Regions from separate parts of the Mus musculus genome. Here regions 1, 2, 4, 5, 6 and 7 are each linked to region 3. The links are chromatin loops, found by intact Hi-C in ENCODE. Cell type or tissue: left cerebral cortex. All regions are shown on one strand.

Region 1 (4,000 bases), 160 kb after region 3:
GGGTAATCTGCCTGGTAACCCACACTGGCTTAGATCCTTACTGTAGTCCACAAGCTTCTCCCGAGACTGTTGAGTTCTCTCCCCTGGCCAGCTACAAAGCTGCCCTGTCACTCAGAATGCTAGCCAGCGTGGAACAACCGACCTGCTCGTTTTCTGCTTAATTTCTCTATATCTTTTAACCAAAGCAGGTAATACCTCCATCGATAGGGTCTTATCTGGTGAGAACCAAGAACAGCAAGTGCCTGCATTGCTTTGAAGGGCCTCTTCCATTCAAAGCCGTCAGCTGTAAGGAGGTGACTGCTCCTGGCCCTGCGGCTTTTGTTTATTAAGTATTCCAGAAACAGCGTTCCCCAGTGATGCAGCCACTCCTTTCAAACGTTTTAAAAATTCTTTAACTGGCTTACAGATGGCAGGTTTCCATATGGCTGAGATCTCTACAGTCAAGACAAATGTTTCTACCTATCGGTTGCTTTCCTGTGGTATGTCATAGCCACTCAAAAGTCTCAGTAATAGACATGAGGATGTAAATCAGCCATTCTGGGAATTCCAAGAGCTTCGCCTACAGGAGGCCATTGAAACTCACTGATGATCACATCCCCTGATGTAAAATGGAAGAGTGTCCGCACACAACCTAAATACATCTTCTTGTGCATCTTTAACCATCTCTAGATGACCTGATATACCTAATAAAATCTAAATAGCTGTTACCCTGCATCGTTGGTGGGGTGGTGATGAGGGAAATCTGCACATGACCTAAAGAGGTGTGCTTTTCTTTCTTTCTTTCTTTTTTTTTCCAAACATTTCTCATCGTTGTGGGTTGAATCTGTGGCTGTATCTAGAGGGCTGACTGGAATTATATCAGCTGGGTGAACAGCATTGGTAGGGAGCTGCACCGTCCAGTTGTAAGGGAAGAGAGAACAAAAGGGCAGGTTCCGGGATGAAGGTAGGATTTTGGGAAACCTTCCAGGAAGAAGAAAGGAAGGCTCCTCCTTTGGTACCCCCTCCCTCCCCTCTATAAAAAGGACATGGCAACATTTCTCCTTTGCAGGGATGTATGAAGTGATGAGAGGGACCACACGCAGCAATGGGTTCCGGGAAGAACAGCTGCCTGCAGAGCTGAATCGGGATGAGGTGTGGAGCAGGCTGGGCCACTGGAGGGAGCTCGCCTTCGCTGAACTCCTAGCTGCATTGTCACCTGCGCACCTAGCTCAGGTACCTTGTGAAGCACTCACTGCCCGGGTTTTCCAGACAGGGAGAAACACCAGTGCTAGAAAACAGGCTGGAGAGCGCCTCTAAGGCTCTGGAAGCCTGCACAGGCTTAGCCAACAGGGAACAATCTGGAAACACAGAAGTGGTGCAGAGATGGTGTCGTTCAGGTCATGGGGCAAGAGGTGATGATGGGGGACCGAGGGTGGGGTCCATAATCAGATCTTCCCAGTCCCCTGTGCTCAGCAATAGATGAGTCGTGGGTCCTGACCTGTCTCCAGGTGTTGGAAGTCCAGGTGCCTCCGGAGGTTCTCCAAGCTCCCTCTGGTAAGGGCTTGTTCAGTTCTGCTTTTGTGTGTTACACTTAATACTGTCAAAAGCAATCATAGCCGAGAGTGGGAGACCCAGCTTGGGGAGAGCCGTGCAGAGGTACCCAACAGTGGCCAGTGATGCCTGGTTCTGTGTGTAGGAGAAAAAAGGAGGAGTGGGTAGGAAGAGCCATGAGCTAACTCTGCCTGAAAGATGAAAAGCTATTTCTTCGCTTTGCCAGAGGAGGAAGGCAGCCTAGGGAGAGGGGGCGAAGGCACTAGCGACATACGGGTGCTGACACCAGCCCACCGCACCCAAGGCGACCGTGCGCGCGCGCATGCTCTGCCCCCTGGTGGCGAGGCCGCTCTGTGCACACAGCCCACAGCTCCTTTGTTCTGAGGCTGCTGTTGTGCTTATCACTACGTATTCTGCAGGATCTGGGCAGGCAGGACTGGGTGTGCTAGAAGAGCCCGTGAACCCGAGTTCCAATCTCCAACCGTTACTCCAAGACCTCCAAGTCGCCTCAGAGTTTCGGTTTCAGCAAGACCAAAATGGAGGTGAAAAGCACAGGCTTGATTGTGTTATGAGAAGCTGGCAGGAACCATCCTACTCCACCCAATCGCCGGTGTAGCATTTTAGAGAGTATCTGGGGTTGCTACCCACCAACCTACTGCCAGTTCGTTCTCATGCCACTGGCTCCTCTCCTCCTTCCTTCTCGCCTTGGAAGCCAATTTAGTGAACAAAGAACACATTTTGTTAATTGAGGACGCTCCAGGGACCTCACTGAACCTCCCAACACGGTTTCTAAGCAATGCCATACTCTTTTTGTTGTTGTTGTTTTTTGTTTGTTTTGTTCTTTGAGACAGGGTTTCTCTGTGTAGTCCTGGCTGATCCTGGAACTCACTCTGTAGACCAGGCTGGCCTCGAACTCAGAAATCCTCCTGCCTCTGCCTCCCGAGTGCTGGGATTAAAGGTGTGCGCCACCACGCCCGGCAATGCCATACTCTTGAGCGGACGCTGAAAGAACGACACGTCTCTTACCTTTAGCCTGCATCCTCAGAAGTGTGTGGAGGTGGGCTTGTCTTCATCTCTTCCTAGAGACAGATCCGCCACTAATCCACCTTGAAACCATTTTAGGTTCTATTCTGACATGGGATGGTGGGAAAGTGAATGAGAAAAAGATAGGAAGGAAGATAGGATAAAAGAGAAGCGAAGAGAAGATAAAAGGTCCCTCCTAGGGTTGACAGAGCAGAATCCTCCAGGCCTAAAGAGCAGGTGAAACGCATGATCAAACCACTGAGGCCGGAAGTCTGGCATCAGTGCAGGCAGGCTGGGTCCTTCTGAAGCCCCTCTCCTCAGCTCTCTGATGGCACCATCTCCCTTCCTCCTCACTTCTGCCCCGTCTCCTAGCACCTGTCCTCATGAGGACACCAGTCATGTGAAATAGAGACTCAACGAACTCTTTTTAATTTAGCTGCCTTCTCTCTAAATGCAGCCACATTTTGAGATGCAGGGATAAGAACTTCAACAGAGTGCATTTTGTTGGGGCATGGTTTGGCCCATACAGAAAGGCGGGAAGAGGAGGGTTAGAGAAGAGCCAGAATCCATATTATATAGTGTTGCCTCTGGCCAGCGTTTGGATGATATCCCTGTAAACATAATTGGGAATTTCAATGTCAGGAAATTTCTAAGGAATATTTGGATCTCATCCCACCTAGATTCACACTCTGACCCAATGGAGTTCTCGTCCCCCCTGTATTAGCTCTGCTGTCCCCACACTGTCCACTTTCCTTCCTTACTGTTGTTAGTGCCTCACCTTGACTCAGCTGTAAACCTTTGATGTGGGTGAAAACCTTGTGGCCCTTCTGCAGGGGGTTTAGGTAGCCCTAGATGTGAATCCAAGGTCTGCCATCTTAAAACTGTGTGTGATTTTGTTCTTGGAGAGGTATCTTCTGTGTACCACAGTGTCTCCCTTTGTGAAACTGCCATTGCAGTGCCTGCTCTTTAAAACCAGGTTAAGTATGCTGGCGGTGGTGGCACATGCCTTTAATCCCAGCACTCAAGAGACAGAGGCAGGTGGATTTCCATGAGTCTAAGGTCAGCTTGGTCTACAGAGTAAGTTACAGGAGAGCCAGGACTATACAGTGAAACCTGTCACTAAATATCAAACAGGGCTCTGGTCCTTCCTTCTCCCAGGGGCTGTTTTGCCACTGGCCCATGATGACAAAGAGAGCAGGGGTTCAGACGGCCTAGAGGGTGACAGTGACAATCATATCCATCCAGGATCAGCTTCAGCCAGGGAGCTCAATAATTTTTTTGTTTGTTTGTTTGTTTTTTTGTTTTTTGAGACAGGGTTTCTCTGTGTAGCCCTGGCTGTCCTGGAACTCACTCTGTAGACTAGGCTGGCCTCGAACTCAGAAATCCACCTGCCTCTGCCTCCCAAGTGCTGGGATTAAAGGTGTGCGCCACCACCGCTCAACGAGGG
Region 2 (4,000 bases), 86 kb after region 3:
CCCCAGGGGCCCTGTGTTTTCTGCCAGGAACCACAATATGGGAGAGATTAATACCGTGCACTTCCTGTGCAGACCAGATGTGACTAAAGCATATTGATCCCCCTCTTCTTCAATCCTCGTTCCCCATTTCTCCCTGTCTAGGGGACTCCTCCCTTAACCTGGGACTGAAGCTACAGAGGAGAGCACTTCTGGGCTGTACAGCTGCCCGGCTTCCTCCTAAGCCTTTCTGCTGTGCTGGAGCAGATTCCCTTCCCAAACATTCAGGACTTCCAAGGTTGGAAGTGCAAAGCAAGGCAGCTTTGGGCTCCCATATTGATCTCCTGAGGTAGGCAGGACTCCAGGGAGGGCGAGGGAAACAATGGGACAGACAAAAACTAATATGGGAACCAGGAGGGTGGGGGAATTCACTAGTTTCCTAGGACATCTCACCGGAAAACAAAAGGCGAAGCTGGTTTCAATAGAAAGGGTGTCCCGGGTACCTGTACTGCTGACATCCACATGGGGTTGCGTGCAATTCCTGTGCAAGGAGTTGGTGCACATGGCAGGTTCCCCCTCATCTGTTGAGGTGACAGACATGTGTCCCACCTCCCATGGTTTCCTTGCACCCAGCAGCTTTCTTCCTTTTTTTTTCCTTGTTTTGTGAAAAAAACCTTAAGAAGAGATGGGCCCTCTTGATTTTGAAGGGCGGGTTACCATGCTGGGCCACAGATCAGTCATCTCTGAAAGCCACTGAAGATGCTACACCTTTTGGTGTACGAAGATTTAATTCTTCATGTAAAAATAAGCATGTACATCCATCTCACTAGTATGTAAGTTTGATTTCATCTTAATAAACGGCAAAAATATGTGTGTCACACTAGTGTTTAAAAATAATTTCTCTATGCCATATCATCAATAAATGTTTGATTCACTATTTTATACCTTTTACATTTTTATTTCATTAATTTATTTTTTTTACGTTTTGCCTTCCTGTATGTTTGTGCTCCACACGCATGCCCGGTGCCTTGGAGGTAAGAAGATGTTGGATCCTCTGGGATTGAGGTTACAGATGACAGTGAGCTGAATATGGGTTCTGGGAATCAAATATTCAAATATTCCTCTGGCAAGAATAAGAAATGTTCTCATCTGCTAAACCAACTCTCCAGTTTTATACCTACTTTGTATTTCTATTTTATATGCCTCTCTACGTACATCTGGGGTCATGCAGAAAATTTTTTTCAACCTAAAGAGGTAGCAAGTGGAGAGAGGTTAGACCTGCCTTCAAGGGTGCCGTCCTTGGGACATGCATCTCCAAATGACGTTTCCACACTGGATCTGAGTCTTCATAAAGCTGAAAATGCTGAGTGCTCTCACCACGGCCAACGCAGTTCTCTCACAAGCAGAGAGACCCAGTGTGTAGGCCCCAATGGGGAGCGAACGTGGGATAGATACCAAGGAAAACTTCTGAACAATTGCTGTGACATCTTCCTAACAACGGTAGTTAGGACAAAAATAACCCTCACCTTCAAAAGCACATCCCCAGACAGCGATTGCACTTGAGCCTCTGAGGCTCCGCGAGACCTTGAGCGGTTCCTGGAAAAGGTGGCTGGGACCTGTGGCCCTGAAAGGCTGGTCAGGGTCCCAAAGTTGATCTGTCATTTTGGGTTCCAATTCCAGAATCTGAGTTCCAGAAATGGCTCTGTGAGGAGGTGCCAAGTTCTCAAGCAGTAGATGTACAAAGAAAGAGAATAAAGATTATGGGATGGGAGGCAGGATCTGCAGCCTCTGTGGTCCCCACTTCAGCTCTGCACTCATGGGATCACAGTCCTTCCAGCTTACCTAGGCCCTCTGTCTGCATACTGCCTTACAATATCAAACACATGCCCAGGTATTTCTCCTGGGTCTCCTGGCTTGATATGGCCCCTTGACCTGACACTCTCAGCCACACTCAGGGCTAGACCTAACATCTGTACAGACTGTCACTGCACTGAAGGGACCCAGGACAAAGAGCTACAGAAACTAGGCTGTGGTAACCCTCTGAGGGGCTACTGTTTGGCTCCCAGCCACAGACAGCTGCCTCCAGGCTGGAGAAGCTGGTATTGGCCAAACAGATCTGTTTAAATAAGGTCTGCTTCCCTGTGCTCTGGGCCTTGGAGACTCAGTGGGGCAAATCCTGGAGTTACTCAGAAATGACTCTGAGGGGCTTCTCTCACACCAGGCCTTTGACTTTGCTCAGGCCTAGAGGCCTCGGTACAGATATGGGTGGCAGTAGAACTGGCATCATCCGGTTGCCACAATATGTCAGTATTCTGAGCAAAGCTGGTCCTCTTGAAATCTCCCCAAGGCTCCAAGGCTCTGAAATGCAGAGAAAAAATATGTCTTCTCCAAAAACCAGGGCTTGTGGCTTCGGGGCATATGCTCAACTCCTGCCACAACCAACACTTACTTTATGGATGTGCCTGAGATAGAGAGAAAGACAGAGTGTTTGTTATAGAAGTTTCTCTTTGAAGTAGCTTTTGTATCAGGTAGAGCTAGTTTATGCCCTGTCTCCACTGGGTATCCCAAGGGATCTTGGGCATAGCTCTTGCCCTCTGGGCATCTACTTCCTCATCTGTGAATGGATTTGAACTTTGAATATTAATCTCCCTGAGCATCATCAGTCCTGGCTGTAAACTGGGAATCAGCAGCGTCCTGAAAACTGTGAGTACCTAATACATGCCCAGTCAACCCTTCTTGGACCTAAAGGAATTGTGAGGAATCTAGGTCCCACTGAGGAGCTGGGGACTGGGCCCCCTCTAGAACTAAATGTTGGATATATCTGATCGATGCCTGCAGGAAAGCCCCACTCCCAGAGACTGGCTGTAACTCCTTTCTGCCTTTGTTTTAATGCCTGCTGTAGTCTGGCTCTGCAGTGATGCAGATGTGGGTGTTGTTGCTAGGCAACTGGGCTACGGCACTAATCCTAGGAGGCCTTGGTTTCATTGGCTGCCTATTCTGAAGCTGCTGATAGTGTTGACTTGGAAATGGCTGTAAAAATGAGATGAGATGATGTCAGTACCAGGGTACAATGTTTGTGTGGTGGGACAAAGAGGCCACTCATTCCATAACAGCCCCAAGGTGCATGCTCCTGATGACTGTTGTTTTACCAATAACAACCTCAGGATGTAGGGAGGAAAGTGGTTGTGGTGCCAAGGAATAAATCTACATGCATGTGACTTCAGAGAGGAGGGGAAGCTGGGCTTTGATGTCCTCCCTGCTTCACCCATTGTCCATTGCAATGCTTTAAACGTAAACCAGATCATGTGTTCCTGCCGCAGCCCACTGTCTGTGTGAGTAGGCTAGACCGTCCTATATGAGACTCAGTGCTATGGGACCCCAGAGGGTTGTTTACACCTTCGTTCACACTGCTTCTCCCTCATTCTGCATCTGCTGCCTTTTCTCTAAGTGTCCTGCTCTTGCTGTCCTCATCACAGGTCCCCCACTCCCCTCCAGGCTTCAGTCAACACCCACCCCACTGCCGCCCACCGCAGCCCTCTGTGAACCTCCCGGCTTTTGAATTTCTTTCTGCCCATTCGCATAACTAACTCCTCTGTCCATGAAGTTCAACCCTGCTTCACCATATTACACTGTCCCAGCCTGGCAGATAGGGGAAACACAATAGATCCCTCCTGGGTGAATGTCTGAGAAGTAGACGTTTAGTTTATGAATGCCTCCTGGGACCTTTGATCTGACACTTGAGGTGAACACTTCTTTGATATCTGATCTTCCTCTATTATGGGCCAAGTATGCTGGGGACACTCTCTCTTGCCATTAGCCTATTTTATAGGTGAGGTGCTTGAGATACAAAGACAGGAAGGAGCTTACCCAAGGTGTCCCAACTTGTGAGATCCAAGCCCAAGTTTCCTGGCTCTTCTGTCCTGCTCTGAGGTCAAGATAAGACTAGTGCGAGAGCCAGGCATAGCGCCACACACTTTTAATTCCAGCACTTAGGAGGCAGAGGCAGGAAGATCTCTCTGAGTTT
Region 3 (4,000 bases):
TGAGACCAGTCCTGTCAGTCAGACCACCGGTGGATCTTCCTAGCCAGCATGTGTCATGGAGATCCTGCAGCTTTGGATCTGCCAGATCCTAAAGCCTTCATGCACTCCAACAGTTCATAGATGGGTTAGATGTTGGGGTGGCCTAACTCATTGCCCTGGATCTGGGCCTGAGTGCTAGCTGAGCTGGTCAGCCTGCCAGTTCTCCTGCACCCACCACACCACCAGGGCGAACTCTCCAGCACTGCCCCAGCCAGCTTACCCAGTGATGCAGCCAGTGAGGGTCAGGGCCAGCTCTCCTGCTGTCATGCCCTTGAGGCCGGCTCTCCCACCCTCTGCACAGTAGATGATGTTTATTGCATTTTGATTATTACACACACACACACACACACACACACACTATGTATCTTTTTGGCTATCTTAAGATTGCAAAAAACATACTTAAATTGATACAGATTACTTGGACCCAAAGCTTCATCACTTAAAGCAGTCTATAAGGCCATATCCGACACCATCTTGGTTTCTTTCCACCGCACTCTGCTGCACAGATGTCTTGCATGTTGCGTACATTGAAAACCTCATCAAATGATGTGATAGTATTTGCTTTCAATCCTCAATTTTTTTTTAAATACCAATTATTCTATTTTATCTGGAACCCCTCAACCTTGTTCTCCATCAAGGTTAGACATGCCATTCCAGCCATGGCCTTCCTTCCAGCTTGGGTCTTAACCTCACAGGTCACCAAGCCTGGACTTCTCCTTGCCTCCAGGCAAGCTGCTTTCTGGAGCTTAGTGAACTCTAGGGACCTCTGTCTTGAAAAGTGTGGCTTTTCCTTGTCAATCAGCCATGAACTATCAGAGGGGATTTCTTTGACTCTTAGGGCAGCAGCGTTAGGATCTGAAATATACATGTTCACAATTGAACCTGTGGTTGCTGGCTATACTGTGCTGGTCTCGTGCCATGCATGAATTTGGCAGTCATTTAGGTCTTTGGAAAGAAGGGGAAGGAAAACCAATATTTCTTAGAATACTTCCCTCTCACACATATACATCACCATTTAACACTGCCCTGTGTGGTGCTGATAGATGACAGCCTTCATGGTCTCAAAAACCCTTACACACATTTCATGCCCGAACAATACAGAAGACACACGCGTTTCTGTGCCTTGTAACACATAGACACTAGCTAGGGTGATTTTTTTTTTTCCACACAGAACAAATATTTTTTAAATCAAAGTGAACCACTCAGTCAGTACTGCAGCTGTTGATGAACAGTGATTTGAGCCACAGCTGGGAGAAGTCACTGGCAGTGGGCTCAATCATCCCTGTGGTTGAAATAGGCGTTCAGAGCATCTCTCACAAGTCAGATGTGTTTCCATGGGTACATTCTCTTCCCGTACTCCCTGCCATCTCATTCTGCAAGTGCTGTTATCCTCCATCAAAGGCAAGGCAGCAGAGGCTCAGGGAGTGGCTGAAAATGTGTCAGACCCACCCAGCCAGTTTGGTCCGGCTGACACTGCCTCTCCACTCCTTCTTACTCTGGTCAGCAAACTGGATGTTATTTAACGTCTTGACCTAGATATGGATTTTGGGGACAAGAGTCAGGGATCAAGTCCCAGTTCTGGCCTTTTCCAGTTCTGTGACCTTAGACAGGTCAAGTCTATGCACTGTCTGCAGTTTATGCAGGTGTGTTCACAGTGCAAGCCACCCCATTTCCCAGTCTTTGTTAGAAACCACAGTTTACAAAAGAGGGCAGTAGCTTGAAAGAGACCAGAAAGGTGTAACAGCACAGGAAATGGAAAGTAACTACCAGTTTACTTTCTCTTCTAACCCAGAGCAGGTGTTTTGAGTTTTACAGTATTGTTAGGGAAGCTTTAGCAAGAGGGGAGCCCTTCTCCTAAAACAAAACAAAACAAAACAAAAAACAAAGTGCCTGCTTTTTCAGTTTCCACCAAAGACTCAAGAATTGCATTTTACATTATTGTAAAAAAAATTATAAGCCACATTACTGTTTTTGGAATAACCAAAATTCCTTCCACTTTTCTTTAAAACGTTTGTCCTATGCAGGGGTTGTGGCCATGCATGAGAAACAGCAGGTGGTGCCAGATGACAGGTGGTGTGGGAGCCGTCCCCGGTGGGAGGCGCGAGCTGGCGAGCAGGCTGGCAGCTGCCAGATCTTCTCTGCGCGCTGGCGCCTCGTTCTCAGAAGCTCCGGATCCAGGCACGCGAGGGCTGCTTTTTTCAGCACCACGCTCTGGCTGAGGAGGGAGGACTCCTGTTTGTCCTCCTCCTCTACATATTGGCTTGACTCTGCTCTGACCCCCACCAGTGCCGCACAGTAAGTAGGCATTTGTTTTTGTTGTAACCACTCCCCAGCACCCTCCCAGCCCTTACCACCCTGTCATCCCCACAACTCCGTTTGTCTAATTACGTCCCACCAGCCGGATTGACAGGAGAAATTCAGTTGTGCAGGGCTTTTGAGGGTGCGGTGAAATCAATCCTTGAGTTCAAAGGGAACTGGAGGGAAATAATGTGATTTGTTTATTTAGTTGGCAATCTTGCAATATGGGGGCTGCTAACTTTCCATGAAAAGAAAGAAAGGAAGGAAGAAAGAAAGAAAGAAAGAAAGAAAGAAAGAAAGAAAGAAGGAAGGAAGGAAGGAAGGAAGGAAGGAAGGAAGGAAGGAAGGAAGGAAGGAAGGAAGGAAAGAAAGAAGGAAAGAAAGAAAGAAAGAAAGAAAGAAAGAAAGAAAGAAAGAAAGAAAGAAAGAAAGAAAGAAAGAAAGAAAGAAAGAAAGAAAGAAAGGAAGGAAGGAAGGAAGGAAGGCCCTGGCTATTGAGGAAATGGAGCTATTTCATGGCTGAATAAGGAGATCAGGTTCAAGCCAGCCTCTTTCTGATGTAGAAACCTGGGTCTCGTGTACAATCTACATATTATGTAAAAGAGAGAGAGAGAGAGAGAGAGAGAGAGAGAGAGAGAGAGGGGGGTCTTGAGAGAGAGATTGACTGTATTTAATTGTGTTTTAGAGATTGGTGAAGAAAAGGCAAAATAGCGATGTGGGTGGTGAGATGAAATGTATCTTACTGCAGGGGGCCCAGAATAATGGAGTTTCCTTTTGTGCTAAGAACAATCTTGCCAGTGGGGCTCTAGGGATATGTTAGCCACAGTTTCTTGGTATTTTTTTTAAGCTCATTTAAAAAAAAAATGAAGGTCTGAGGTTTTGGGGGTTTTTTGGTTTGGGGGTTTGGGGGTTTGGGAGGGGCTCCCTAATTCGAGGGTTGGTGAACTCGGTGAGCAGTTAGCACATTCTGATGATTAATGAAGTTTCCCCGGACAATGGGAATCATGTCAGGAAATCTAGTGGGAGATTGATGGCTGTTGCCAGGTTGAATGCTGCTGCAGTTGAGCTGTCTCAGACCGTCCTCAGCCCCTCACATTCCCACTGTAACCAGAATCCTGCTGCTTGCCTTAGGTCTGGAATAAAAGCAGAAGCATGGTGAAGCTGAACAGCAACCCTGGAGAGAAGGGGGCCAAGCCGCCTTCCGTGGAGGATGGTTTCCAGACCGTCCCTCTCATCACGCCCTTGGAGGTTAATCATTTGCAGCTGGCTGCTCCCGAGAAGGTAACCGGGTGATCTTCCTTTCCTTGTCCCCCAGGCTACCCTAACCCAGGAACCCAAGCAGCAAAAGATTTTTTTTTTTTTACCCCTTCAAATCCTTTCATTCTTCCAGCCACCAAACAGGCTCCCTTCCTTGGAAAATATTGTGTCCAGAGATGAGACATTTCTTGTGTTATTGCAGATTTATGGTGTTTGCTCATAATCTACACATACAGGCAAACAAATTAATGTTCTCTTGTTAAGATTTTAGCATGGTAGATGAATACACATAAGCTTCTATGCAGTGATGAAGGGGGAAAGGCTTGTCTTCATTTTCTTGAGGTGTTTTGAAAATGGATTGGTATAGCTAGGAAGGCAGAGACTTGGACTCGCTCAATCCAGCAAC
Region 4 (4,000 bases), 320 kb after region 3:
ACTCACCATCCTTCTGCCTCTACCTGTCCAGCACTGATATGACAGGCCTGTCACCCACCTGATGTGGAGGTTAAATTTTTCTGGTAATAGCTTCAGTGAGTTCAGAAGAAAGAGAAGAGTCTGCGTGAGCCAGCACAGCCTGGATTGCTCTTGTCTTCTCCTTCAACAATTACAGCTTAACACCCTCTTAAACTCCACTTCAGCCTCCCAAATGTTCTAGTTTGCTTTTAATTGTTTCTTTCTTTCTTTTTTTTTAAACGTGTTTCACTTTTCCAAAACTTCTGGAGATAAATCTCTGGGGCATAATCAATCTTCTGGGATTTCTCCCTTGAAAAGTGACATTTGATTTCCAGACAGATGCTGGAAACATACGTGACTCCCAGTTGTAGGAAGCAGGCGGGAAGCTGAAATCCAGATGAGTATATTGTCCAACCTTCCTAGGTCTCTGGTCTGTCTTTGGATCAGCAATAATTACCTGAACAGCTACCATGACTTTATTAATTTGGGGGTGTAGCTCCCCGAGGTTGTCCCTACACAGCAACTGCAGGATCTGAGGGTCTTCCTTAAGAACAGTGTGTCAAAACCAAGAACCAGTTCGTCTAAAGCTCCTTGGCTCACAGACACACAAGTAAATATAAAATGATTACCCTATCAGATTAGAGGAACCTGGAAGATCACCCCAAGTCTATTCCACCCAGCCTCTCGAGAAGGTGACAGCCTAACCCCCTGCCAGAACTTATCCAGACCTTGATAATGTCTATGGACCTACCGAATCAGAGACCCATGGTTTACCCTTTGTTTTGTTTGTGTATCTTGTGGTGGTGGGGAAAGATACACATAGGTGTGTTGGTCACATGCATGCATGTGTGTGCATGTGTGTTTGCACTTACATATGTAGAAGCCAGAGGACAGACCTGGGTGTCGTTCCTCAGACACCACCTTTTTTTTTGTTGTTGTTTTAACATAGTCTCACTGAGCAGGCTATCTGTCTGAGCTCCAGGGATCTTCCAGTCTCTGTTTCCCCAGTTCTGAGAGTATCACCACCTGGCGCCACCATGCCTGACTTTGGACATGGATTCTAGGGGTTCAAACTCAGGCTCCTCAGCCATGGTTTTTTTTTTTTTGTTGTTGTTGTTGTTTTCTTTTTTTTTAAATACCTGCTGTATAAATTCCATGTGTCTACAATTTGCTTTTCTTTTACCAACATAATCCCCTAGCTCAAACAAAACAGGAGACTTCTGTCACTTACAAAGGAAAGCAGTCTGAAGTAATAATTTACAAACCTAATAAGCCTGTATAAAAGAGACACAATCAGATATTTTATTTATGAGCCGTGTGCCCAGACTGGGCAGAGTTAGGGCTATACTAGCTCATTCCCCAGCTGTAATGCCCTGTTACTGGGTCTTTCTCCTGGCCACTTGGTTCCGGACCATGGCATCTTCCTCCTCCTCAGCCCCCCCCTCCCTGCAACCCTCTCTCTTAAACCTCCAGTCCCACCTTTCTCCCTCCCCTGCTGCCCAGTCACAGGCTCTAGCCTTTTATTGACCAGTTAAACTGGGGAGAAGGCTCACATGGCATCACTTGAGTACATGAAGATTTGTTCCTCACAACTCCCCCCTTATCAACATCCCTGCCTCGGTTTCCCCACTAGTGGCATGGAGGCATCGCCTAATTGACAAGGACGGGTGCTGGTGTGCCCTGAACTGTCCATAAGCCTAGGCAGACCTCTGCTGCTCCACCTCCAAAGCCCTCCCTGACCCTTTGTGACTCACCCGCTCCCCTGTGGTCTGCTCTGCTGCTCCAGGGCTGTGAAAAAGAACTCAGTGGCTGTCTTAAAATAGCAGACCGTCTCTCTCCTGTGTGCCCCTAAAGCAGCTGTGTTTGGTTTTGTCTGGAACTATCTGGAAACTGAGACAATGGACCCAGGACACTGTCACCAAGCCTCAGACGGAGCAAGCTGTCAATCACCTCTCAGACCAGGAGCTCATGCAGGGAACAGGTGATCTGCACCAGACATTCCTTCACAAGCACGGGTTAGAAGCCTAAGCTGGGAACAGCCAGTCCTCCCCTACCCACACTGCCCTGCCCTGTGGGAGAGGGCACTCGTCTTGGCTTAACTCTGCCCAGCTCTGCTTCCCATATGTGACAACACCGGGCAATCTCAAGCAAGCACTTCCCATCCATGAGACCAGTTAACCACAAAGCACCTTTCTTCACTTTCTTGGTGCGCGTTCTGTCACTACAGAGTTCCTGGGTCTGGGAGATGGATGAGCAGTAGACTTGATTCGGCTCACAGTGCTGGAGGGTGGGAGGGTTGAAGGCCTCTGCTGAGAGCCTCGAGCCACACTGCAACATGGTGGAGGACCTAGAATATAAGAAAACAGTAAGCTTAGCTCCCCTCTCATTAGAAAGCCAGTGGCGCCACCTTGGGGCCCACTCTCAGCTGTTTATGACTACCGGGCAGGAGGTCTCTGGGGCGCCCCCTGCAGGCCACTATAAGTAGGTGCAAGGCTTTTCCAGTATCGTCACCACCTCCAGCATCACCTTGCCTTTGCACAACCAAATACTTGTTAAATGTCTATTTGTAGGACCGCACTCAGACCTGTGAGATGTAGGAGACGGTTTTGCTCTTGATGTCACCTGTGTAATTGCTGGAGGTCAGTTCAGACACAGTGGCACTCTGGTGGGACTAGAAGGCACCTCACTGCCCTTGGGTAGCTTCTTGAGTGCCAGGGGAGATTCTTATACCACGTAAGGACAAAGATGTGACAAAGCTGAACTGAAGCCATGAGCAGTCCTGGATCTGATGGGAGAGCCATGGTGAATGTGGGCTGAACGATTCCATGGGCTGGAGTCCTGGACTACATAAACAGAAAAGCGGCTGAGCGCAAGCTCTCTCTGCTCCCAGGATGTCTACGATGTGACAACCTCCGCTTCTGTCACCGTACCTTCCTGCCATGACGGACTGTACCCCTTAGAATTGTGAGCCACAGTAAACCCTTCCTTAAATTGGTTGTGCCCGTCGTTTCAGCAACCGGGAAAGTGACTAATATTGAAAATTGGTACCTGGAATGGGGTGGGGAGTGAGCATTAGAAACCCGACCATGTGGTTCTTAGACCTTTTAGACTGGTTTGTGGGAGGCATATGGAAGCACTTAGAATTTTATCCTAGAAAGGCCCTGGGATACTGTAAGCACAGACTAACGTGGACAGTAGAGACTCGGCAAGGCTTTGGGGGAAACATTCTATCAGGTAGTGAGTTAGGGGACATTGTGTGATATATTTTGGCAAAGGATCTGAGTGCATTCTGCCTATGTCCTGAGTTGAGTGGGGTTTAACTTAAGGAGAACAGGCTGCCGTGTCTGGCAGAAGAAATCTCCAGACAGGAGACCAATCGGGAGCTCATTTGGGCTGTGGCGAGGTCATTGCTTGCTGTTCTCATTGAGGCCTCTCGTGAGAGAGAAAAAGGGGCATCCTTGAAGTTTGGTTAAAAGGGTGTGCAGGTAAGATTAAAGTTCCAGGGAAGGACAGGCAGGTGACACAGCAGGTGTAACTATTAAGGAGATGAGCAGCATGGAAGAGAAGCTGACCCTGGGTGACAGGAAAGGTGCCCTGGGTGTAAGACCCACCCCAGAGAACTCCATACTGCAAATATGCAAGTTCATTTAAGAGGAAAGTGTCCAAACTAAGAACGCCATATAAAAGCTGGTTGAATGACTCTGGGAAGTGTTTCCCAATGCCAACACTCAAAAGCCAGTGCATTTGTGGTCTCCACCCAGAGAAGGCAGAATAACTTGGTGACAGCATCCACAGGGCATTGGTTTTATGGGTGTGAAGAATGCAGGATGGCAAGAGTCATAAGCCTTGTACCACAGATCTAGAGAATCACTGGGTCCACCCGCAAGGAAGTCCTTGGCGGTTACTCTCCAGTGGAGACCCTAGAACCATGCAGCATCTGCCAAAGAAAGCTGCGGGTGTGGGATGGACCCAAGAGAGAGTC
Region 5 (4,000 bases), 140 kb after region 3:
CACACACATACACACACACATACACACACACATACATACACACACATACACACACACATACACACACACATACACACACATACACACACATACACACACATACATACACACACACATACACACACATACACACACACATATATACACACACACATACATACACACACATATACACACACATACATACACACACATACACACACACATACTCACACACACACACACATACACACACACACATATACACACACACATACATACACACACACACACACACACACACGTGCGCGAGCTTGAGCTTGCGCAAAGCCCCCACTTAGGGCTAATTGCTGGGGCAGAGAAGAGGAGACTATCAACCTTTCAACAAGGGCAGCCACAGTGTCTGGGGGCCAGGCTTAGTAAACTAAGAGTCATGACAGGAGTTGAAGTGAAATGGCAGATATGGTACTTAGCCTCTCTTGCCCCATCCACCATGGTTCCTGTGATGCATAGCAAATGCTCTACTCCTACTCTGCAAGCATCGTAGATGGTGAAGGGCAGAGGTGATATCCTGAAGGCCACCACTGTGGCTCACACCTCAGGCTTTGCAGCACCCCTGGCCCCACATAGAAGATCTGAGCTTGTTCTTTTTGTTCTTTTTGTTCTTCTTTTGTTCTTCCGATGTGAGCAGCTGCACAGTTGACTACTAGGCAGAACAAGTGTGCTTTCTGCCCACACGCCTTCCCTTGCCACTCCCCAGTTTCTGTCTATGAGGGCGGCCCCTGCTCTGCTGTGACCTGTGTCTGCAGAACCGTGCGACATTGAAGAGGAAAAGGAAGAGGAGGAAGAAGAAGAAGAAGAAGAAGAAGAAGAAGAAGAAGAAGAAGAAGAAGAAGAAGAAGAAGAAGAAGAAGAAGAAGAAGAAGAAGAAGAAGAAGAAGAAGAAGAAGAAGTAAAAATGGGGATGAAAAGGAAAAAAATGTAAAAAGTACTTTTTTATCTAAAACGTTGCCAACAATCTTTGGCCTATGCACATAGGAGTGCCCCTACTAACGCTGTGTAAATCACACAGCTCTGCGCACATGACAAAAAAAAAAAAATAAGTGTGATAGTTAAAGGTAAACAAGATGATAGTAGCTGCCGTTGTTTAATTCCTACTCCATGGTAGTGTTCAAACATCTGAACAGAGTTCAATTCCAAAAAGCGTTTCCGAGTATCACTGTGGTGCTGGGCCCCAGGAAGAGGGGAGTTCCTGTGGAGGACTAGTCCAGCGGAGAAGGCAGATGAACAGTCTCTGATGAAAACCAAGGAAGGCTTCTCCCGTGGTGACGACCAAAAGTGCGCAGTGTGGCGCTGAAGGATGAGCAGCAGTGTGCTCGCTCTCAGAGAGTGAGGACAAAGAATGTTCCAGGACTGCGGGAAATACGAAGATATCACAAGCCTGGGCTTGTAAGCAGTCCACAGGGCCAGGAAGGGTCAAGATGGGGTTCAGGCCACCTTTAGCTGACTCCAACCCCCAACAATAAGCAGCAGGATGTTTTATTGATAGTGTTTCAGTTTCTTCTACTTCTACCCAGCATCTCGGTTTCCTGATTGGAAGCTCCACGAAGCCCAGATCTGCGCTTTTGCCATAGTCTACCAGACACATGAGACGTTAAAAATATTGGTCAATGTATTGTTCGGGACCCTATTTTTCAAAGTTTTACAAAGTATAGCATATTTCAAATGTGTGCAAGTCTGAGGGAGAAAAATATCCAAGTGCCTCTGTGCCTGTCATCCGATTCTGACATTTGTCAGCTGTGAACAAGTATGAGCCACCCATGCCACCTCCATCTGCAGCCTGGATGGTTTTAAAGTCTACTAATGCCCAGCTGGCTGCCTAATGGGGAGCTTTTCCTGGGATGCATTTTCTAGGAGCCCCAGTTGACCCCTGCAGATGAAAGTTTTCTGTTGTTACTTCAGTGAGATCTGAAGAGTGGGAAGGTGTGGGAACTGGGATCTACCCTAGGGCTCTGTTCCCTAACTGTGACCTTGGACAAGCAAAGCCATTTCACCTTGGTTCCCTTTCCGTCCACCAGGGGGAGTGAGTGAGCAGTGTGGAAGCCTTCCCCTTGTGCCAGGACAGGAAGGAAGCCTCAGTAAGGCACTTCCTAGCTGTTTGCCTTTGGCAAGCTACTTACTTCTCTGAACCTCCATTTCCCCACTTACATTATCTACCTCGGAGGTTGCTCAGGGAATCATGAAACAGTAAAAGTTTGAGCAGTTGACAGATTTGAGGGTGAATTCAAGACCAGGCCACGTTGCGGGTTTAAATACTCCATTAGTGATTCCTTCAATATTTTCTATCACTTCTTTGGAAAACCTCTACCTACAATAGAACAGTACAGGCGTGATCACTACCTCATTTATCTTTAAACAAAGATATTCTTTAAGTTTCTCATTAGCATAAGGCAAGCAAGCAGTGTGACATCACAGAGACCCAGGGCATTGACAAAGACTCTGCCCTCCCCCATTGTCTTTTCTCTATAACCCCAGATCCAACCCTAAAGGAAAAACCTGTCAGGCTCAGACCAGGAAAAGTGGCAGAGAGGGGGATGGGCGTGCCCACTCCTCAGGAAACCCAGGTCACCTTAGAGAACCTGACCTTCAGGTGCTCTGAGGGTTCCCACAACAGCCTGCCTCTCACAGAGGATGCAATTTACAAACCCATCGTTTCTCACTTGAGAGGCTCCTTGACAGCGAAAGCCTGTGGGGTCTCCCCAGTGGCACCCTCATTAAGGAAATGCAATTTAATTGTCATTGGGACTGGGGACCTGCGTTGGATGCTACTTTCAGCGCTTACTCTGCAGTGACAAAGCGGTGGAGGATGCCAGAAGCATGCCGGCCTGGAAGGAGGGAGGGGGGTGGCATCTGAGGAGTGAGCTAGTGCTGAATTGCCCCATCTGTTGCGTTAATAACCAATTGGTCCAGGGGCTGGGACATACGGTACCTATTAGGATCTGTCTGCACATACGTAACTGCTCATTTCATCTGCACAAATGACTGCTTACTTATGCAAATGGCAGGCCTAAATGCCCAAATTGGAAAATGCAGCTAGGAAGGCACTTCCTTAACAAAGGTTATGTTCAAACCCCACAGAGGTCGAAGCGTAGGAGCACCATGCTGTGGATGTGTTAAAGAAAGCAAGCAATGTGGGGAAGGACAACTGTATTGGAAAGATGTTGGCGCTGACAGCCATGGCTCCTGTAATCTATGGTACAGAAACAGTGTTAATGGTAACAAAGGGCTGGGTGTGATCTCAGACGCTTCTATTTCCAACCCTCAGGAGGCAGGGAGCCAGAGGCAAATGGGTCTCTGTGAGTTTGAGGCATCTGGTCTACGTAGGAAATTATTGGACAGCCTGGGCTACTTAGTAAGACTGTCTCAAAAAGCAAAGGAGGGCAGGAGGTGGGGTTTACAGACAAAGCCCAAAGCTTCTGCTTGGGTGAGCAAGTTACCTGGCAAAATAGGTGGAGCAAATCCCAAAGGCTTCCCAACAGGGTCCAAAGCAAGATTCTGTGAGCCAACTAACCATGAGGTATATTAGGGAGGCTTGAAAATCAAGTACTCCCATGGCTGAGAATCAAACTGACTGCCTAGGTATCAATTTTCATCCCACTCTCCAGTTACCACTGTGTGGACAAAGTGGTAGAGGGATGGGAAAGGCATAATGTTTTCCAGGCTCTGGCTTTTGCGTCCTGTCAGACCTTTGTGGACTGGACTTCAGTCTCAACACTAGCCAGCCCACCATGGCTGGGTTGCTGCATTTCTCTAAGCCTTGGTGAGTTGTCTGGAGATAAAGATAGCGCCAGCTGGCACCCAGAAGCATTGAGAAATGAGATTTGCACTCATGAGGCAATGCCAGGTACCAGAGATGTCCCCAGGGAAGGTTATTATCGTTAAAAACTGCATGTATCAAGCAGTCTTTCAGCTCTGTGAGAACAACAAAATTGCCATTATTGCTAGCTCATTGTCTTAAACG
Region 6 (4,000 bases), 110 kb after region 3:
AGCCTGTCCTAAACTAGAGATCCTCCTGCCTTGGCTTCATTGATGTGTGTTAACACATTTGTCTTTAGGACTTACCTCTTTTTAAATGTATGTGTATATATGTGTAGCTTCCCCAGTCTTGAGCAGGCTGGCTCAGACCTGTTCTGCCGCTATGAGCTAGCCCACCTGGGGTGGAGTCTTCCGACCTAGATAGGTCTATTGTTCTGCCACCTCGTTTTCTCCAAGACGCTGAGAGGCTGGACCTGCTTTCTGAAGCATCTTGAATAAGCAACAGCTTAGCAACAAAGCAATGAGAGCCTGGTGTGGTGGGAGATGGGCTTTCCCCTTTTATAAGCTCAGACTCTTAAGTAAACTTAAGTAAAAGATCAGTATCTTTGTCTTAGTCTTGTATTTCTCTCGCTGTCTCTTTCCCATACAGCCCCAGCCTCCCTTTCAGGAAACCAGTTCGTGTAGCTGTGGGCAGCTACGTATATGTGAGCATGCCTACATGAGTTCATTATGTGCGGCATTATGTGCCAGCAGAGGGCAGACGAGGGTGCTGGATCCCACTGAACTGGAGTTACAGGCAGCTGTGAGCTGCCTGATGTGGGTGCTGGGAACCAAACCTGTAAGAACAGTAAGTGCTCCTAGCTTCTAAGCCACCTCACCAGGCCCTGATATGTTACTGTATTACCATCATAAATCATGTTACTCTCTAGTGCAGTGGTGCTCAGCCTTCCTAATGCTGCAACCCTTCAATACAGTTAGTTCATTCTGCTGTGGGGACCCCCAACCGTAAAATTATTTCATTGCTACTTTTTAGCTGTAATTTTGCTACTGTTATGAATTGTAATGTAAATATCTGATATACAGGATATCTGACATGTCACCCCCTGCAGGGGTAGTGACCCACAGAATGGAGAATCAGTGTTATAGAGACTGCAAAGGAAGAACTGACCCCTGGGGTTGTGAGTCTGTAGGACTCAGACCACTAAGTCTCTCATTCTCTATGTGTCATTACAAAACATCTTTATGTTTCCTTCCAGCAAGAAATTACCACTTAGTACGATAGAACACCATCATTATAATACTGTGCAGTTTTCAGTCCTTGCAACTGATACCATACTTCGGGCCAAACAGCTCAACTCCGAAGGATCTGATCATTAGCTTCCTATAACAGCATACCCTGTTTTCTCAAAGATAGAAAGGGTGGCTTGTAGGTAGAGAGAATGTGTTCTTTTCCAACTGTTGGCTGAACCCAGGGAAGTGTGGTACAGACATTGCCCCTGGAAGCCTAGAAGCCAGAGTACATGGAATGTGTGCCAGGTGCCTTTACATCTGGGAGGGTTTTTACTTTTAATGACCCCATAACTGAAATGCAAAGAGGCTTAGACATGGCTCTGTTTTAGATTGGATTTTACCAAATACACCTGGTGCCACAGACAAGCATTTGATGACAGTGTCTTGGGCCATAGTCACGAATGGGCTGTGGCCCTCCCTGGTCCCCTCCTGTGGGCTGTGCTCTCATTTCACTGTTCTTGAACATTACAAGGGAAAGCCCCAGCTTAGTCTGCCAGCCTGCTGAAGCCTGTTTTTTTTTTTTGGGGTTTTTTTTGTTTTTTGTTTTTTGTTTTTTTTTCTGGCAGCCTTAGCTTCAGGTTCCTGCTCTTTCCAACAGGCAATGAGGCCAGACCTAAGTAATAGATTGCAGGGAGATTCAAAAGATAAAACCTGTCAGCATTTCACACAAGTAAACGGCAGGAACATCAGTAACACCATAATTATGCTGTTTGCCATGGTTTATGGAATTTTTAAATTGTGGAGTAAAACCCATCGGGTCACTGCTCTCCCCTGAGAATGGAGACTCTTTGCCGCCCTTGCCTGTGAGTGGGGCACAGGCTTGTCTTGTTCTGTCCTCTCAACTGGAAGTTCTGCCCAGATGCCGTCTCAGAACAGCAGTGAGTGAAGAAACGACCACCTGCTTCACTAAAGCATTAGCATGAGGCCTTGGGCACTGAATTCCTCCAGCACAGCAGCCTGCCACCAGCTTAGGTCACAGATCCGGCTTCTTTAGGAACTAGGTTTAGGCTAAATGTGTGTAGCTCCCAGCGTGCACACAAGCACTTGACTGCACCCTGCCTGTGGCTGAGAGGAATCTAGGCTAGGGCAGCTGTGAACGCTGCTGAGAAGGCTGGCTGCAGCTGCAGTCCCCATGGGGCGCATTCTCATCTGTGACTGTGTTCACCATACAGGGACTGCAGGTGGCACTTAATTTATCCCCTCTTTATTTGGTTATAAAATTCACCCACTCCCCACCAGGTAAATGTTCCACCAACATCAGGGTATTAATGTTCTTAAAGTCACAGAGCATCCTCAGAAGGTGATGTTAAAAATGCAATTCCATAGCTTTATCAGGCAATCATGTGACGCAGTGGCAGCAGGTTTGTGTCAAAGAGCTGCATCACCAGATACACACCCTGGCAAGCACCTGACCCAACGCCGTGCACCAGAGTTGTGCTCAGATTGGGATTTTGAGAGATTCTTACACATACTCCTCAAAAAGACATCATAACTGTTCAAAGCTCGTTTTCCTGGTAAAGGCTACATTACAGGATGATCGGCAAAGTCCAGAGGGTACAAAAATGGCTGTTGGACTCTGTGACCATGCTGATCTCGAGTAACAGTCCAGGGACTACATGGACAGCTGACTGTGTCCACTTTACAGACATGGAGACTGAGTTCTGCTGGGGAGTCTGCCTTCTTTCCCAAGGCCTCACCTAAGGCAGTAACCACTTTTCTTCTCCCTACATAATCCTTTTCTGCTTCTTGGAAACCGCTCTATTCTAAAAAACAAAAACAAAAACAAAAAAAAACTGGAAACAAACAAACAAACAAAAAAACCCAAACAAACAAAAATCAACAAATACTCGTGATAAAAAGTGACAGTTTCCTTAATGACACTTTCATTCGCAAACACCAGGAACTTGGATCAGCTTCACCCCATTATCCTTCCCTGCCCCCTCCCTGCTCCAAGCCTCCTTCCTTTGTCAAATGGACCCCTTTTACTTTCATGATGTGTGTGTGCGTGCGCACATGCATGTGTGCGTGTGTGCGTGTGCATGATCGTATATGTAATGTGTATATAAAATCCAGGTTCCACAGTGGCATCTTTCTTTCTGAGTCAGGCTTATCTTACACAATATACTCATCTCCAGTTCTGTCCGTTGTCCTGGGGATGCTGTCATTCCTTGTCCTCTGTGGATGAAGAAAATGCCAGTGTGTGTCCCTACCATGCTTTCCTGTCTGCTCAGCTGCTGAGGGACACCTGAACTCAAGTCATAGTTTGGCTACTATGGACAAGATCACACAATAAACTCAGCCAAGCAGGGACCTGCTGCTAGATCCTCAGCTGACCCTGCAGCTCTGTCTCCTGACATGATCCCTTGCAGGCTGGTGTTGGTCCAGGTCTTCCTGCTACCAACAGCGGCTCAGGCTGATGGGTACTGTTCTTCTCATTAGTGCCTAGAAAGGTTAGATCAAGCGTGGCATTTCTCCCCCAGAAATCAATGCTTTGGGGAAGCAGCACTCTGGGAAAGAAGTGTGCAGCATCAGTGAGTCTCCTTGAGTCTGGCTGTGGGAAGGAGTTGCAGAAAACTTTTAGCCTGACAAGCCCTTGCCTGGTATACTGAGAATGTATGTGATCATAGGAGAACACAAATCCTCAGGCTGCGTGCCTGGGGCCACTCTGGGCCCACAGCAGCAACCTGGGGATTACACTATTCAGGGTTGGAAATGAAGCTTCAGTGGGGGGAAATGCCTGGAGGCTCACAAAGTGGGTAGCTCAAAAGGTACTGGAAGCCAGGTAGTGATGGTGCATGCCTTTAATCCCAGCACTTGGAAGGCAGAGGCAGGCAGATCCAGCCTGGTCTACAGAGTGAGTTCCAGGACGTCCAGCGCTACACAGAGAAACCCTGTCTCGAAAAAACAAAAACAAAACAAACAAACAAACAAACAAAAAACC
Region 7 (4,000 bases), 61 kb after region 3:
GTAGGTAGCAGAGGCTGAAGTATTTTTTGGTGTAATTCTTGAAATTTTCTGACAGGAAAAAAAAATAAACATAGATGTGTCTGAGTGTCCTGACTGTCTGTCCATCTGTCCTTGACGGCTTGACCTTCTGCTCAGTGAACCTCATGGGAATGCTAGGGGCACAGGAGGTGGGATTGGTAAGTCCAGGAGCAGAGTGCCCTATGACGTGGGAGGAGAAACTGGGATAGTGTGTGTGGGGGGGGGTCTCTATCTTAAAGTAAGTATAGCCTGATACACTGCTAAAGTCCTGGCACGATGCGGAGCCCTGGGCAAGATCCTGAAGCCCTACAAAATCTTAAGGACTACTCATGATCCTGAGAATGTCACGTGACACCAGAGCCTCATGTGGTAAAGAGGTCAAGATATGCCACTAAGGAGCTAATAGGATGCCGAAGGACCCTATGATATGATATATGAAGTATCATGATATGACATGAAGTATGTTATACCAAGAGGCCTGCAATGCTGAGGTTATGATATGCTGCTGCTGTTATGATTGATTCAGAAGGCCTGACATAATACCGTGGGCATTACATGATGCTGAGCATTTGATAAGATGCTGAGATCCTCATGGTGCAGAAGGTCTGACAGACAGGATGCTAACTAAGGGCCTTACATAATGCTGGCCCTGCGTCATGGTCCTGACATCATAGCAAGGCACTGACATGCCGGTTAAGGGACCACCATGGTGACCCTGTATTTTACTACCTGATCACATATTGTGGTTCTCAGCTGGTGCTGAGCACCTGCATATGATATTCAGTTTCTAAAATGCTGCTTGCAGGCCTGCCTTGATGCTGAGTGGCATGTGACATTGAGGTCCCAACATGATGCTGAAGTCACAGCGCTATTCTGAAGTCCTCGTAGGATATTAAAACAAGGTCCTGACATGGCGCTGAGCTCTAAACATGACAATATTGAATGTCTAACATGACACAGAGGTCCAGACATGACAGAGAAGACATAACATGATACTGGAGATCCATTCATGATGCAGGTACTGACAAGATGTCAAGGTCTGGACACAAGGCTGAAGACCTCCTCTGATGCTGACCCCCCTGCCATGACACTTAGGGCATGGTATGCTAAATAGGCTCTGACATGACATTAGACTCGTGCTATTTTTCTGAGGGCATTACATGAGGCTGAGGACCTAATGTAATCCGAGTGACAGACACAATGCTGAGGTTCTGGTGGTGATAGATGAATCCTGTGGTTCTGATAGATGAATCTGGTACTGACATGACATGAGATGTTCGTGAGGTGACATGAGATGTTACATGATACTGAAGAAATAGCAGATGCAGAGGGAATGAATAATGTTGGTTTCATTCCATAATGCTCAGGAACTCATGTGATAATGCAGATGCTGAGGTCAGGACTTGTTGCTAAGGATCTGACAATGTGCTCACATCCAGAAATGTTGCTGAGGTCCCATCCTAGTGAGGACATCTTGTGATGCTTAGGACCTCACATGATGCAGAGATAATGGCATAATTATGAGGTCCTGGCCTGATTCAGATTGCCTGATATATTGCTAAGGTCTCACATAATGCCAAGGCCCTGTCACGATACTCAGGTTTGACATGATATCACAGACGTCCTGACATGGTTTGGAGGATATGACATGAACCCAAGATTCTAACATGAACTGAGGTCCCTCGTGATGTGGAGGGCATGAAGTGGTCCTGAGGTCCTGACCTTACTGAATGCCTGGTGTGATTCTGCCATGATGCTTGCCATGATGCTAAGGGCTGGGTGCTGATGTGATCCTGAAGGCTTGAAGGCTGAGTCCCTGACTTCCTGACGTGTTGAGACCTTGACATGACACTCAAAAGCTGGTTAGACGCTGGGGGGGGGGGGGGTTGGGGAGAACATGGTAAGAGATTGAAGTCCTGACATATGACTAAGCTCCTCCCATTATTCTGAGACTCTGAAATAAAACATTATCCTGCAGTCCTGACATGATGCCAGGACTTCACACCATGCTGCTTCCCTGACAGGAGGGTGTAGTCCTGACATGATGCTGAGAGCCTGGTATGGTGAGAATTTAAATAAGGAGTATTTCTGTCCACTTTGTGTTGGTACAAGAGCATATACACAGAGCGCTATGAATAGAAATGAATCTTCTTTCTCACAGGCCTGGTTGCTAGGAGTTCAGTATCAAGGTAGTGACACCTTCTAGGGAGGCAAAGAGGGGGTGTAAGAGAGCAAAGACTCCACCTCAAGCAGCAAGCCCGTTTATATTCAGCATTAATCTGTCCATGAGGCTAGAGTCCTCATGGCCTGAAAATCTCCCACTAAGCCTCACTTTCAATAGTGTTGTGATAGGGATCAAGTTTCTAACACATACTTTTGGGAGGGACAGATTTAAACCATTGCATACAGTCACTGCCCTGAAGCTTAGAGACAAAATTAGATACAGAAATAGTCAGTGGCAAAAGAGGGTCTGTCTGCTGAAGGCTCTGCTGTCTCGCTAGCCAGCGGCTCAGGGAGGAAGCAGGGAGCCAGCACTGGGTCTGCTGTTTTAGCATGCTTTAGGCGGTGGTCATTGGCATCACTGAACAACTGAAAGCTTGAAGCCAAGGTGCATGAAGAGGTGCCCATGGGCTCTGCTAGAGAAACTTGGGTTAAATCTAGGTTGAGCGATCCCATGACCCCTTTCCGTTGTGTGTCAGACCCCAAACAGCATGGGCACAATCACAGCCCACTTCCCAGAACATCAAACTGCAGTTTTCACAGACGCGAACTTGCTTATTCTTAGCCTGAATTCAGTCCCAGTGTTCAATGCTAAGAATAGCAAATGCCCTTTGGTATGCCAAGTGCTAAGCGCTCACCAGTTCCAAGAGGGAGCCACCCCTACCTTCGATATCACTGCCATCGACTGTCACTACCACTTCCGTCTCAAGTGCACAAACATCAGTGAAGCTGTGTTTGAGGTGATGTGGCAAAGCGGCAGAGCTGTGATTGCAACCCACGCATTTGGGTCCCGTCTTAACTGTTCCATCAGCAACAGCCGCACATCTCTGCACTGTGCTCTGGGGTTGTGGTTTGTGCCCACACATCTTCCTGCCTGGGATGGCAAGCTGTTTGGGGAGGAGATCAGGACTGACTGGATACAGTTGGAAACAGGCAATCTACCCTGATTGCTGAACTGGGGGTTCTGACCCACATGCGTGGCTGGAAGAGAGAAAGAAGACAGCACAGCCCTTGCCCTCAGCCCTTGCCCTCGGGTGCTGTGCAAACTGCTAATGGAAGAGCAGAGACTGTTGGCATTTTGTCTAAGCTCCGCCCCACAGTTACCTGGCAACAGCCAGGTGTGCCTGACTAACTGTAAAAGAGGCTGCTTGCTGGGCAGTGGTGGTGCAGGCCTTTAATCCCAGCACTTGGGAGACAGAGGCAGGCAGATTTCTGAGTTCCAGACCGGCCAGGTATACAGAGTGTGTTCCAGAACAGCCAGGGCTACGTAGAAAAACTGTGTCTCCAAAATCCAAAAACGAAAAAAAAAAAAAAAAAGAAGAAGCTGTTTGCTCCCTCTCTCTCCTTATGGTCATGGCTGGCCTCTACTTCTCTTCTCTTCTCTTCTCTTCTCTTCTCTTCTCTTCTCTTCTCTTCTCTTCTCTTCTCTTCTCTTCTCTTCTCTTCTCTTCTCTTCTCTTCTCTTCTCTTCTCTCTCCTCCCCTCCCCTCCTCTTCCCTTCCCTTTCTCTCTCTCTCTCTGTGTGCCTTTTTCTGTCTCTACTACCTTCTTAACTCCCCTCCCCATGCCTTGAATAAACTCTATTCTATACTATACCATCTTGTGGCTGGTCCCTCAGAGGGAAGGGATGCCTCAGCATGGGCCCAGGAAGGCACCTCCTTCCCCCACACCTGACTACAATTCTTTCTCTCTTGATCTTTTTATAAACACAACAGAGACAACCCTTCACACTCCAGAGTTCTGGCCAGTCAGCCTATCTTTT

Evidence for each region. Peaks named below come from ENCODE experiments on the same cell type or tissue, not always from the same donor. Only the 100,000 strongest peaks of a DNase experiment are listed, where the experiment ranks them.
Region 1: a loop joins it to region 3, with 8 times the contacts of the local background. A loop is called at or near these places in 19 of 42 quality-filtered maps.
Region 2: it touches region 3 in a loop (4-fold over the local background); 2 of 42 quality-filtered maps call a loop at or near these places.
Region 4: a loop joins it to region 3, with 2.9 times the contacts of the local background. A loop is called at or near these places in 4 of 42 quality-filtered maps.
Region 5: a loop joins it to region 3, with 2.4 times the contacts of the local background. A loop is called at or near these places in 15 of 42 quality-filtered maps.
Region 6: it touches region 3 in a loop (3-fold over the local background); 7 of 42 quality-filtered maps call a loop at or near these places.
Region 7: it touches region 3 in a loop (4-fold over the local background); 8 of 42 quality-filtered maps call a loop at or near these places.

Annotation. Positions count from the first base shown.
Region 1 is chr11:32,160,500-32,164,499 of GRCm38, forward strand. Gm40823 (a long non-coding RNA gene) reads left to right here and starts at 812. Exons shown (of 4, transcript XR_872353.2): 1 at 812-943; 2 at 1,049-1,212. In left cerebral cortex, CTCF peaks have their summits at 1,161 (motif pointing right) and 1,864 (motif pointing left); DNase peaks (open chromatin) are centred at 464, 1,206 and 1,851; H3K4me3 peaks cover 1,092 bases; H3K27ac peaks cover 899 bases.
Region 2 is chr11:32,084,682-32,088,681 of GRCm38, forward strand. No RefSeq gene overlaps it. Among named protein-coding and RNA genes, the nearest start is that of Gm12108, 15 kb to the right of the region's middle. In left cerebral cortex, no CTCF peak of the experiment used is centred here; DNase peaks (open chromatin) are centred at 1,540, 2,927 and 3,385; H3K27ac peaks cover 2,396 bases.
Region 3 is chr11:31,998,263-32,002,262 of GRCm38, forward strand. It overlaps Nsg2 (neuron specific gene family member 2), which reads left to right and starts at 2,157. Exons shown (of 5, transcript NM_008741.4): 1 at 2,157-2,334; 2 at 3,469-3,618. The coding sequence starts at 3,490. In left cerebral cortex, CTCF peaks have their summits at 2,093 (motif pointing right) and 3,077; DNase peaks (open chromatin) are centred at 1,466, 2,161, 3,078 and 3,475; H3K4me3 peaks cover 2,172 bases; H3K27ac peaks cover 2,237 bases.
Region 4 is chr11:32,318,917-32,322,916 of GRCm38, forward strand. No RefSeq gene overlaps it. Among named protein-coding and RNA genes, the nearest start is that of Gm46275, 16 kb to the left of the region's middle. In left cerebral cortex, a CTCF peak has its summit at 2,461 (motif pointing left); a DNase peak (open chromatin) is centred at 2,435.
Region 5 is chr11:32,139,164-32,143,163 of GRCm38, forward strand. No RefSeq gene overlaps it. Among named protein-coding and RNA genes, the nearest start is that of Gm39676, 4.5 kb to the left of the region's middle. In left cerebral cortex, a CTCF peak has its summit at 2,057 (motif pointing right); a DNase peak (open chromatin) is centred at 2,058.
Region 6 is chr11:32,104,406-32,108,405 of GRCm38, forward strand. No RefSeq gene overlaps it. Among named protein-coding and RNA genes, the nearest start is that of Gm12108, 5.2 kb to the left of the region's middle. In left cerebral cortex, a CTCF peak has its summit at 2,112; a DNase peak (open chromatin) is centred at 2,144.
Region 7 is chr11:32,059,118-32,063,117 of GRCm38, forward strand. It overlaps Nsg2 (neuron specific gene family member 2), which reads left to right. Exons shown (of 5, transcript NM_008741.4): 5 at 1-94. Among named protein-coding and RNA genes, the nearest start is that of Gm12108, 40 kb to the right of the region's middle. In left cerebral cortex, no CTCF peak of the experiment used is centred here; DNase peaks (open chromatin) are centred at 2,114 and 2,989; H3K27ac peaks cover 1,392 bases.